Regions from separate parts of the Mus musculus genome. Here region 1 is linked to region 2. The links are chromatin loops, found by intact Hi-C in ENCODE. Cell type or tissue: left cerebral cortex. All regions are shown on one strand.

Evidence for each region. Hi-C counts contacts between places; a loop is a spot of excess contacts. Peaks named below come from ENCODE experiments on the same cell type or tissue, not always from the same donor. Only the 100,000 strongest peaks of a DNase experiment are listed, where the experiment ranks them.
Region 1: it touches region 2 in a loop (2.3-fold over the local background); 3 of 42 quality-filtered maps call a loop at or near these places.

The regions. Positions count from the first base shown.
Region 1 is chr7:107,523,798-107,528,797 of GRCm38, forward strand. All of the region lies in intron 6 of Syt9 (synaptotagmin IX), which reads left to right. Among named protein-coding and RNA genes, the nearest start is that of Olfml1, 41 kb to the right of the region's middle. In left cerebral cortex, a CTCF peak has its summit at 2,730; DNase peaks (open chromatin) are centred at 2,716 and 4,518.
Region 2 is chr7:107,368,298-107,373,297 of GRCm38, forward strand. It overlaps Syt9 (synaptotagmin IX), which reads left to right and starts at 2,493. Exons shown (of 7, transcript NM_021889.4): 1 at 2,493-2,850. The coding sequence starts at 2,706. In left cerebral cortex, no CTCF peak of the experiment used is centred here; DNase peaks (open chromatin) are centred at 2,264, 2,453 and 3,083; H3K4me3 peaks cover 1,736 bases.

The DNA.
Region 1 (5,000 bases), 160 kb after region 2:
CAAAGAGGCAAACTAACTGAACCCAGAAGGTCCCAGAGCAAGATGCCTTCCTGCTATTGAATAAGGTGTGATGGTGTCTGATAAAACTGGTCAAACTTGCTGCCGCTCGTGAACACAGAAAAGCCCACAGGAGTGAGCATGAATGTGTCTTCAGAGGCAGGGTTGGGTTGGGTTGGGTTGGGTTGGGTTGGGTTGGGTTGGGTTGGGGTTGCTTACTTAGTTTATGTTAAAAAAAAAAAAGATGAATTCATGAGACAGGTGGCTTCCTCTTTCTCTCCACATGTTGCCTTTTGACATTCTGGACGACTGAGCAGTAATCAGAGATGATGGTTTGTGGCTATTAGTATTTCTTTTGAGAACTGTCCTTTTCATGGGTCACATGTTGCTTGGTAGGTGTTATTGTTGTTTGGTATTGAATTTTGCAGTTCTCCATAAATTTTGGATATTAGTTCTTTGTCTGGAGTATAACTAGTAAAAGTTTCTTCTATTCTGTGAGCTGTTCATTCTGCTGATATTGTATTGTGCAGAAACTTCAATTTCATGAAGTCCCCTCTGTTGAATCTTGGGGTTACTTCCTATGCTGTTGGAATTCTGATCACAAAGCTTCCCCCAATATCCTGGCTTTCAGATCATTAAAGGAATCATAAAGTAGATCATCCAGAAATGCACTGCCCATTCATATGCATGTGCTTCTAAGTGGTCTACTGACCAGCCTGCTTAGACACCCGTGATTCCTACAAGGCTGTAGGCACACATACAAGTACACACATAATTAATAACATAACATAAACATAAAACAATCATGGACAGAAGCTTTCCTTCTGGTGGAAGCAGAAGAGATTCCACCAGACATGCGGCTGTATTTCTCAAAGACTGGTTAGCTAACTTCATCAATATTAAAACCTGAAGGTGGGGATTAAAATCAGAAGGTAGGGAGCCAACAGAATCAAATAACCTGTGATACTATTTGATATGAATGGCATTCAGTTGGATATGGAGGGAAAAGAATATTAAAACAAGAAGTGTCCAGTATTCTGAGTTCGAGGACAGCCAGGGCTATACAGAGAAACCCTGTCTCAAAAAAAAAAAGAAGAAGAAGAAGAAGAAGAGGAGGAGGAGGAGGAGGAGGAGGAGGAGGAGGAGGGAAAAGAAAGAAAGAGAGAAAGAAAGAGAGAAAAGAAGGAAGGAAGGAAGGAAAGAGAAAGAAAGAAAGAAAGAAAGAAAGAAAGAAAGAAAGAAAGAAAGAAAGAAAGAAAGAAAGGAAGGAAGGAAGAAAGAAAGTGTCTAGTAAATCACAAGAGATAAGACGAAAAGCTCAGCTGTTCGAAATGTATGTGAATGCACCCTTCACGGGTGTTAGCAGAATGTCCCTGGGTAGAGCTACAGCCTTGTGGGCATCACTGGCAGGTCAACAGACCACTTAGAATCCCAAGTATATAAATGGGCAGTGTCTTCCTGGAAAGCTTGAAGGTTGAAAACTTGAAAAGTGTGGAGCTGAGCAGAAATTATCCATAAGGGAATATCCAGTAAAAGACTGAGGCTCACAAAGTTAACCATCACCCTAGTGCAGAGGCCCGTCTAGTCGTGAGGACACACTTCTGGCAGTTTTATTTTGTTAAGGAGACAGTATCTGACAAGTCCTCAACTTGGCTTTGCTATGAGATAGTCACTAGATTACTTTTGATGTAAACAACAGAAATTCTATAACTCAATAGATTTTGCAAGGAAACTATGTGTTATCTGGCCATAGAGTCTAGAGAGGATAAGAGATAGGGATTGGAGATTCAGCAGCTAAGGATGATGCCAAGATAGTGGACATCTTTCCTTTGTTTCATCTTCAGACAAGTGACATCAGACTTTAGACATTAAGTCCAGAGGAAATGGTAAAACTATATTTCTTGTAACTCTCACTTAGGAAACAAGGGAAGATTTCCTCAGACCCCTGTCAGTCTTTCCACTTACATTTCATGGCCATACATTAGCTGGATATTGAAACAATGTGCACAAAAGATGTCTCACTTTAAAGATGAATTGTCTCTGAGACACCATGAAAAGCACCATCTCCTTCCCTAGCAAGACCTGGCCAACCTTCCTGCTGCATCTCCCTGTCCACTCAAAGTTTACCCTCAACTCAAGACTCCATCTTAGGATTCAGAAAGGCTCAAGCCAGCATGGTGCCACATAGCAGCAAGTCAAGAACAGATCCATGCCCTTCCCATACCAGTAGGTCCCAAGGAACCTTTCCAGACAAGAGATGGTCTGTCTAGAGACCTTTAATGGCCATTGCCCCACTGCAGCCTGTCACATCTTGCATATGGCTGTCAATACTCTTTTCTCTGGTGAAAATGGAGGCTAAGGAGCTTTTTTATTTTATTTTATTTTATTTTTCAATCCCTATATTTGCCCATGGTCTACTTAGGAAGAGAATCAACACAGTCATATTAAACCTACCTCATGCGGAATCCTGGCTTTCAATTCTTTGCATAAAGCTGGACTCTGGCTTCTCCAGCTTTTACTCAGTTTCCCTCCTTTATAACACTAAGATTCAACAGACATTTGTCAGGAATTTTCTCCAGTCCCACTACCCTCAGTGTTTGCAATGGTCAGTGTGGGTTGTGGGACATTTGTACCACTGCCAAGCATCTCTTCCCCCGTAGCTGGAAGGAGAGGGCAGAGGGCTGGAGATCAGCTATCATTACTCTGCTACTCTTTGCTGCCCTCCCATGGCCATTGATACCAATGCACCTACCTCATCAGGAGCTTATGGATGCATTCTGCTGATAAATCTGTGGGGTTTCAAACAAAACAAAATTCCAAACAAGGTTCATACACTGAGAAACAAATATGTAACCCAATATGAATGAGGGGTTTCTACTACCTCCCAAGAGAAAATGGCTGGACAAGAGGAGACAGAGTGGGTAGCATGATCCTGCTGGGGTACTCCTAGAAGCTGAGATTGTTCATTGTTTTGTAGAATCTCACCATTCCACTCTCCAACATCCTCACTTAAAGGAGAACACTTTCAATTGACCTCTCTTCCCCTCTGAGGGTAGAGTTGGAAGTCCCTTTCCTTTGCCTAGGCAGTGATTAATCCATTGTAGCTGCCTTCATCCTCCATAACATTTTAAGACTTATTCTTTTGAATAAAACAAAATATTTGTGAACAGGTGCCTAACACTTTGCCAAACTAAGGCAAATGCTCATTTCATCCCCATAGCTAAGTAGACATAGTTTGTTTAATAACAGTTCTGATGTCACCTGGTGCTGTGTTCTGTGTGATTCATACCTAGCAAGAGTTCCATGTGCCCAGGATAGAACTCGTGACCCATATTTTGGGGCACACTATGAATGAATCACAGAGAAGCACAACCTGTAAACATGGAAATCACCCCAGGAATGCTGAACAGCTGAGAGGCTGGAGGGATGACAGGGATACGTGTCTCTGGCCAGCTCAGCTATTAAGTCAGTGGCTCAAACTTCTTCAACTGTAGCATGTCCACTTAACCCTGAACTGTCCACCTCTGGATGCAGCTCCTGATGTCACAGATTTGATTGTTGCTGAGTTCAAAGTCAAGTCCAGGATCACCCAAAAGCCACAGAAGTGTGGTAATAAGGGCTGTGTCTGCTCTGTATATCATGGCATTTCTTACCTTTCCTGTAGCACCTAGAACATTGTTTTATACATCAAAACAATTCTTAAAATGCTAACGAGGAAGAGAGCAGTTGTGGTGTCATATACCACCCTAGAAGATGCTCATGGTGTCCCATTATGCATTCACAGTGGAAAGTCAATGTCAAGGACTGGGTTTTTTTTTTTTTAATGAAGATTTTAGGCATAAAATAGTGAGAATCTACAAAATAATGAACAAATATCAACTTCCAGAGGAATTCCCTCATTTCCATTCATCTCCAGGTTTTTATGGTTGGTGTTGAATGAACATATAATGGTTTGCATAACTATCATACAAGAACTGAGCTCTTGAAGAATCCTTGGTCACGATTAGACTAACCAGGTTGGTGGAGGCAGTCAGTCATTCCTGTCTATTGTGGCAAGAGTTGATGGAGAATATAAGTTGGCCTGTGGGTCCCCAGTGAGGTGCAGACCCGGAACTGTCATGATGCCACAGATCTTCCTGGATGTAGGAGCTCCAGCACAACAGAGTTGACTTAGGAGTGCCCCAGCTGAGTCTACTGTCTAGCCTCTAGGGCACAGAGTCGGTACCTGCTAACTGATCTGAAAACTTGTCCTGGCAACAGAACGAACAGGAGGAAAGATTTCCTGTAGCAAGGAAGAGCGAGCAGTGCAGCGCACAAAGACAGCAATGGGCAAGGATTCAGGAACACTCAATGAGAATACCTGCCCTCCCCAAGCAAGGCTCTGCTCCCTCGTAGACTGGCCCTACAGGGATGCCTGAGCTGGTGGTGACCGACTTAAAGATCCAGCAGAGGCTGTAACATATTTTGCTTAAAACTACAGCTGGTTTATAATTTTGGCCTCAGACAGTAATTACAGCTGCCAGGGCTCCTCTGAGAGATAATTACGGGAAGAATTCAGCACACTCATTTTATCTACACACTTAACCATCAATTAAATCATTACCATCTAATCCTATCCCAGAGTCTAGGAATGTTCTGTGAATATATAATTTTGAAGACATTGAAGTTTGTTTTCAGATGATTTTAAGTGAAAAATTGCTCAATTTCCATAGCCCACACAGGCCCCTGGGCATGTTATCTCTATGAAGGCAGAGCCAGTGTCTCCTAGCCTGTGGTGACTGCCCCTCTGGAGGCCTGTGCTACATAGAGGACTGAGCTAAGATGGGTTTGCCCTGGGCTACAACTCTCCATTCACTCAAACTCAGGAGTGGGTCTTTTCTCATTGGAAGTTCAGGGCTCCAGAGTCTGACCACTGAATTTGTACTTTGACTTTTCTGAGCTGTGTGTCTCTGAACAGGTTGTTAAAATTTATTTAAGCCAGATTAGTCAACTTTTCAAGTACA
Region 2 (5,000 bases):
ACCTGAGATTCCCCTCTACCTTTAAACTCTAAACCTGACGGTTGTCAATCACTTCTATCAAAGTCCTCCTTGGACTTCTGTACATTGCCTTCTAATTCTTCTAATTGCTACTTTTCATCCTCTTGTTGAGTTATCTTTAAAGGCTGGAGTTATCTCCTAGCCACCTCTCCTGGGAGTAACCTTCCATGTGGCAACTCACTTTCTCTTTCCCATTAATGACCACAGACCCCTGTCATGCAGCTCTAGGCTAACATCTATGTGCCACTAGAGACCCACATATGTCCCAGGTATGCTTTTGAATCTGGGGAGATTTCAGAGGGTTTTTTATGTTGTGGTTTGTTTTTCTGTTTTATTTTAGGGTGCAAATTGTTTTTCATGTTTTATATTTTGAGTCTTACTGTGTATCTCTGGCTAGCTTGAAACTTGCTATGAAGACCTGGCTGGCTTTGAACTTGAATGAATTCTTCTGCCTCTACTTTTCTGAGGACTGAGATTACAAGTTTGGGCTACCAAACCCAGCACCCCTCTTCACATGTTGCTACTTTTCTTTCTTTCAGATTCTATCCATTACAGTCTTCCTAATATTTAAAATGCCTTTCAAATTTGACTGTTTCCCAAGTCAGCATTTGCTTCTGTCTGGTCTAGGCTATCACCAGATTTTAATCTCTTCCAGTTATTACTAACGGAATTCACAGCTTTCAGCTTTCTGACATCATCTCATAAGAGTTACACTGCTATTGGTTTGAACAAGCACTTCCCCTCTTCATACACCATCCTTCTCTGCGTCATGGCCATTGGTGGTCCCCCCTCCACCCTCCCCCCCTTTGGAAGAGCACCTGCTCAGTCTCCTGGACTGGCTCGTTCTCAGCTGGTTCCCTCCTTCACAGTGTGCTGTGTTTGTCTTAGGTGTTTTTGTTTGTTTGTTTGAGGCATGTGTTGCCCAGACTACTTCAGAATGTAGCCAAGGATGACCTTGAACCTCAGAGCACTCGGATTGCAGGCTTATGCCACTATACTGGGTTTGTTTGTTTCTAGATGAAATCCAGAGCCTTGAGTATGGTAGATAAGCAACTCTTCCAATTAATCTGCACCCCAGCCCTGGGCCTTAGTTTTAAAGGAAAAAGTTTAGGAAGTGGGGAAAAAAAAAAAAAACCAAACAAACTAAAAATAGAAACCCAAAATAGACTCTACGTGCCTTTCCACAGCTATCTGGATTTACCTTTATAACTACAGCTGCCCATTCTCTATTACTCTAATATAAACTCCACCAAACCCAGCACTGCTCACCACACAACTTCAAGTTTTGTCTGTTGAGCAAATATTCCTTATTTGCAATATGATTCTTAGACAGCACATCCTTATGGGTAAGAGTCCTAGCTAATTGTTCTAGAATGAAGTTTGACATTAGGATTACATAAATATGTAAGAGAATCAGGGAGAAAGAAAAAGAGGAGCGGGTGGATGAGAGGCAGGGAGAGAGAGGGTGGGGGAGAAGTCTCTTATGAACTTAGGCAAGTACCACCTCTCTTGAGTCTGTTGTTTTAGTGGCAGCGTGGAGATCACACACACACACACACACACACACACACACACACACACACACACACGTTTAAGGCTCTCTATCTAGAGAATTAAATGAAACTATACAAAAGGCTGTGGCACAGTGCCTTGGGCACACAAACAAGCTAAATAATTTGTGGTTATTTCTGGGCTGAGTGCCTAAAAAAATGAAGAGATGGGTAGATGAGAGGTGACTGAGGTCTTTCCAAACATCCACAAATTCTGGATCCTCTGTCTCCTGTGCCAGGGAAATGCTGGCAACCTTCGCATTTCCAATCAGCTTCTTAGAAAACCAATCAGGACCTGCAAAGCTCCAGGTGAGCCTCAGCGTCTTTCCGGAGGGCCATACATCTGTCCTCATTTCTTATCTGAGCCTCCACCTTCTCCAAATCACCATCACGCTGTGCATCCATTCTTTGTTGGAAAATCTTGGCTCTAAACCCCGCATTTGGGCGCGTGACACCCCTGGGCCCGCGGTTTCTGCTCAGACCGCGCTTTCCAAGTTTAAAGAAGGTACTGAGATCTCGGCAGGTGTAGTCTACCCTCCAGCCTTCGCTCCATACAACCGAGAACGTGCTTTGGACCCACGCGTGGCTCCAGAGCCCTGAGGGATGCTAGGTTTGCATCTGGGCGGAGAAATGGGGTGCCAAGAGCGTCTAGCACGCGCACCAGCTCGTACTTCCTGATCCTGGGCGCGGCCGCTCACAGCGCAGGGTCCGGAGCGGAATCAGGCGCTTCTCCTGCAGTGGGCGAGCGCCCCCGTCCCGGGTCCCTACCTGGCGCGCCTGCTCTGCGGCGGCCGCGGCAAACCCCCGCCCGCGGCGCGCACCCCTGACCCGGCCCCGCCCCCGGCGGCCGCGAGTAGCGGGCGGAGCGCGGAGAGGCGCGCTGGGCTGTGCGGCGCCGCCTCCCCTCCGCGCCGAGGGAGGGACGAGGGGCCGCGCGGGAGACGGAGAAAGCCCGAGCGAGCGGCTCTCCGAGAGCTGCATGCAACCGGTGGGAGGCCGACCCGGCTGGCGCTGCGGCTCGGGTGGGGAGCGCGGACCGGCCGGTGGCGGCGGCGGCGGCGGCAGCTCTGAGCTGGCAGGCGGAGGGCTTTCTCCCGCGCCCGCCTGCCCGGCGCGGTCCGAGGATGCGGGGGGGCGATGCCCGGGGCCAGGGACGCGCTCTGTCACCAGGCGCTGCAGCTGCTGGCCGAGCTCTGTGCCCGAGGGGCCCTGGAGCACGACAGCTGCCAAGATTTCATCTACCACCTGCGGGACCGTGCCAGACCCCGGCTCCGCGACCCAGGTAAGCGCGGCCGCCGCCGCTGGCGGGCGCGACTCGAGGGCCCTGAAATGGGGACTTGGGGACCTAGCCAGGGCCTGAGGCAGGAGAGCGACGCAGACTGGAGGAGGGCAATGGGTGACCATTGAGCCCAAGTAGGTCTCCACAACCAGCGCACCACGGCCTGATGCTGGAACCCGGCGAACTCGGGCGGAGGCTGCCGCGCGGAGGCCGAGCCAGGGTGGGCTGGGGCAGGCTTGGAGGAACCACGCCCGCCACCTGCGCTGGGCTCCTGGGGGCGGCTCCTGAGCTCGGGGCTGCGCCCGCCACTTCACTCGCGAGCGCCCGGGAGCCAGGCGAGGCCACGGAGGCCTCGGAGCTGGGAGTGGGATCTGAGAGCCAAGGAAACTCTGTGAAGTTGGGAGTTTGGCACAGCCGGGCTGATTTCCACCCGAAGCTGCTCAACCTGAGTGCCCAGTTTCCCCCCAGGCTCTACTGTGGAAAGGACCAGACAAGATCTTGTCTGGGGCCGGGCCCCAGAGTCACACGACTAGAGCGGCTGGGCCTGAACCCTCTCCTTTCATGTCTCAAGGTGCTTAGGCAATGAGGCCTTGGCTCCCAGTTTGTCTCGCAGTGATAGCTTGGCACACTAGAGTGGTGGGCTTGCTGCAGCTGGCAGTTGTCCTAGTGAAAGTTGTGAGGCTCCTAACTTTGTAAAGTTCGCTTACTTTGGCATCTGACCAATTAAGGTCAGAGGAAGGTGTTTTATTTGAGCAGTTTGCAAGTCCTACTGTTTTCTTACTCATCATTGGGCACTGGAAAGATGCATTCATTCCTTTTGGATATTTCCTGAGCATCTTCTAGGCTGGAGGACTCATAATCTCGAATATTTTTCCAGTCTAAGTGTTTTAAATGTTAAAAGGCAAATCATGGTTAGACTGTTAAAAGAGGGATGAAAGAATGGCCTTTGCCTTGATGTTCCTGTGTGCAGACATTGGCAATAAGCAATTGCTGTGCAAACAAGTAAATGTGAGCATTTCTCATTTCAAGCCAGTTCATTCTATAAAAATACATTTACAAAGGATAAAGAGTGACTTGACTTTTAACTAGGAACGAGCCCATTTAAACAACCTACCTTTAATAGGACAATGCTCAGTGTGTGTGGCAAAGGCAGGTGTTAAAAGTTTGTCACATTTTTCTGTACTCAGAGGATCTATTTTTTTTTCATGCTCATGGTTACATTAATAAATTTCTCAAATGATCTCCAATCTTTTACTCCAAAGGGGAGAATTAAGTGGAGAACTACAGATTGCAGTGATTTCCCTGGAGGCTTGGTTGTCCAGCTTCTGAGTGGCTCTTTGATGGATGAGCGTGTGCCCCACAGACCACAGATATGAATGGAAGTGCCTCACCTCCCCCCAGGAATCCCAGAAAGATGCTCTGAGTGTGGGGTGTTCTGTGCTTACATAGCAGGACCAAGCTCATTATTAACACACTTTTCCCAAAGCTCATGTTAGTACTGACACCTCTCTTTGTGTTCCTGCCCCTGTGAAGCAGATTTTCCTTGTTATCTCAGACAAGTTGTCATCTTTGGCTTTACAAGAGAAGGGGGATGCAGCCTGTCTCTGAATTGGGCTTTAATAAGCCACATCTTTCTGGTCAGTTCTCTCTCTCTTCCATTTAATGAAGTGACTGCTTCCCATGTGCCTAGACTCTCCCAGTTTCCACACTGGGTGGGCCTGAAGGAAGAGTCCCAAGCATACTCCTTACAAGAGGAACTCTGGTTCCTGAACTGGGAAATTGCTTTCAATGACTGTCTTGCTGTTCCCTGACTTCCTGAAAGCTGTGTTCTGCTTAAACTAGGGCACATGGCTTTGAGGTAGCTCCTGCCCCTCTGGCTCTTTTCATTGTGTCAGGAAGTAGCCTGAGCTTGAGACAGGAGAAGGGCCCTGAAATTAAGAAAGTGGGAGGAATTTATAGCCAAAGATGCATTTAACACACCACCCTCTCTTTCAGGGCACATCTGCTCAGTCCAGACCTCCCCATCCCTCTCCCTTCCTCACCTTGCTCACAGTAATTCTTACATACATCTCGTGAGTGCATGTCCTTTCCTCTGAAGCTGTTCGTGCAAACCAAGAGTGCCCTTAATCTCTGAGCCCTAAAGATGAGTGGCT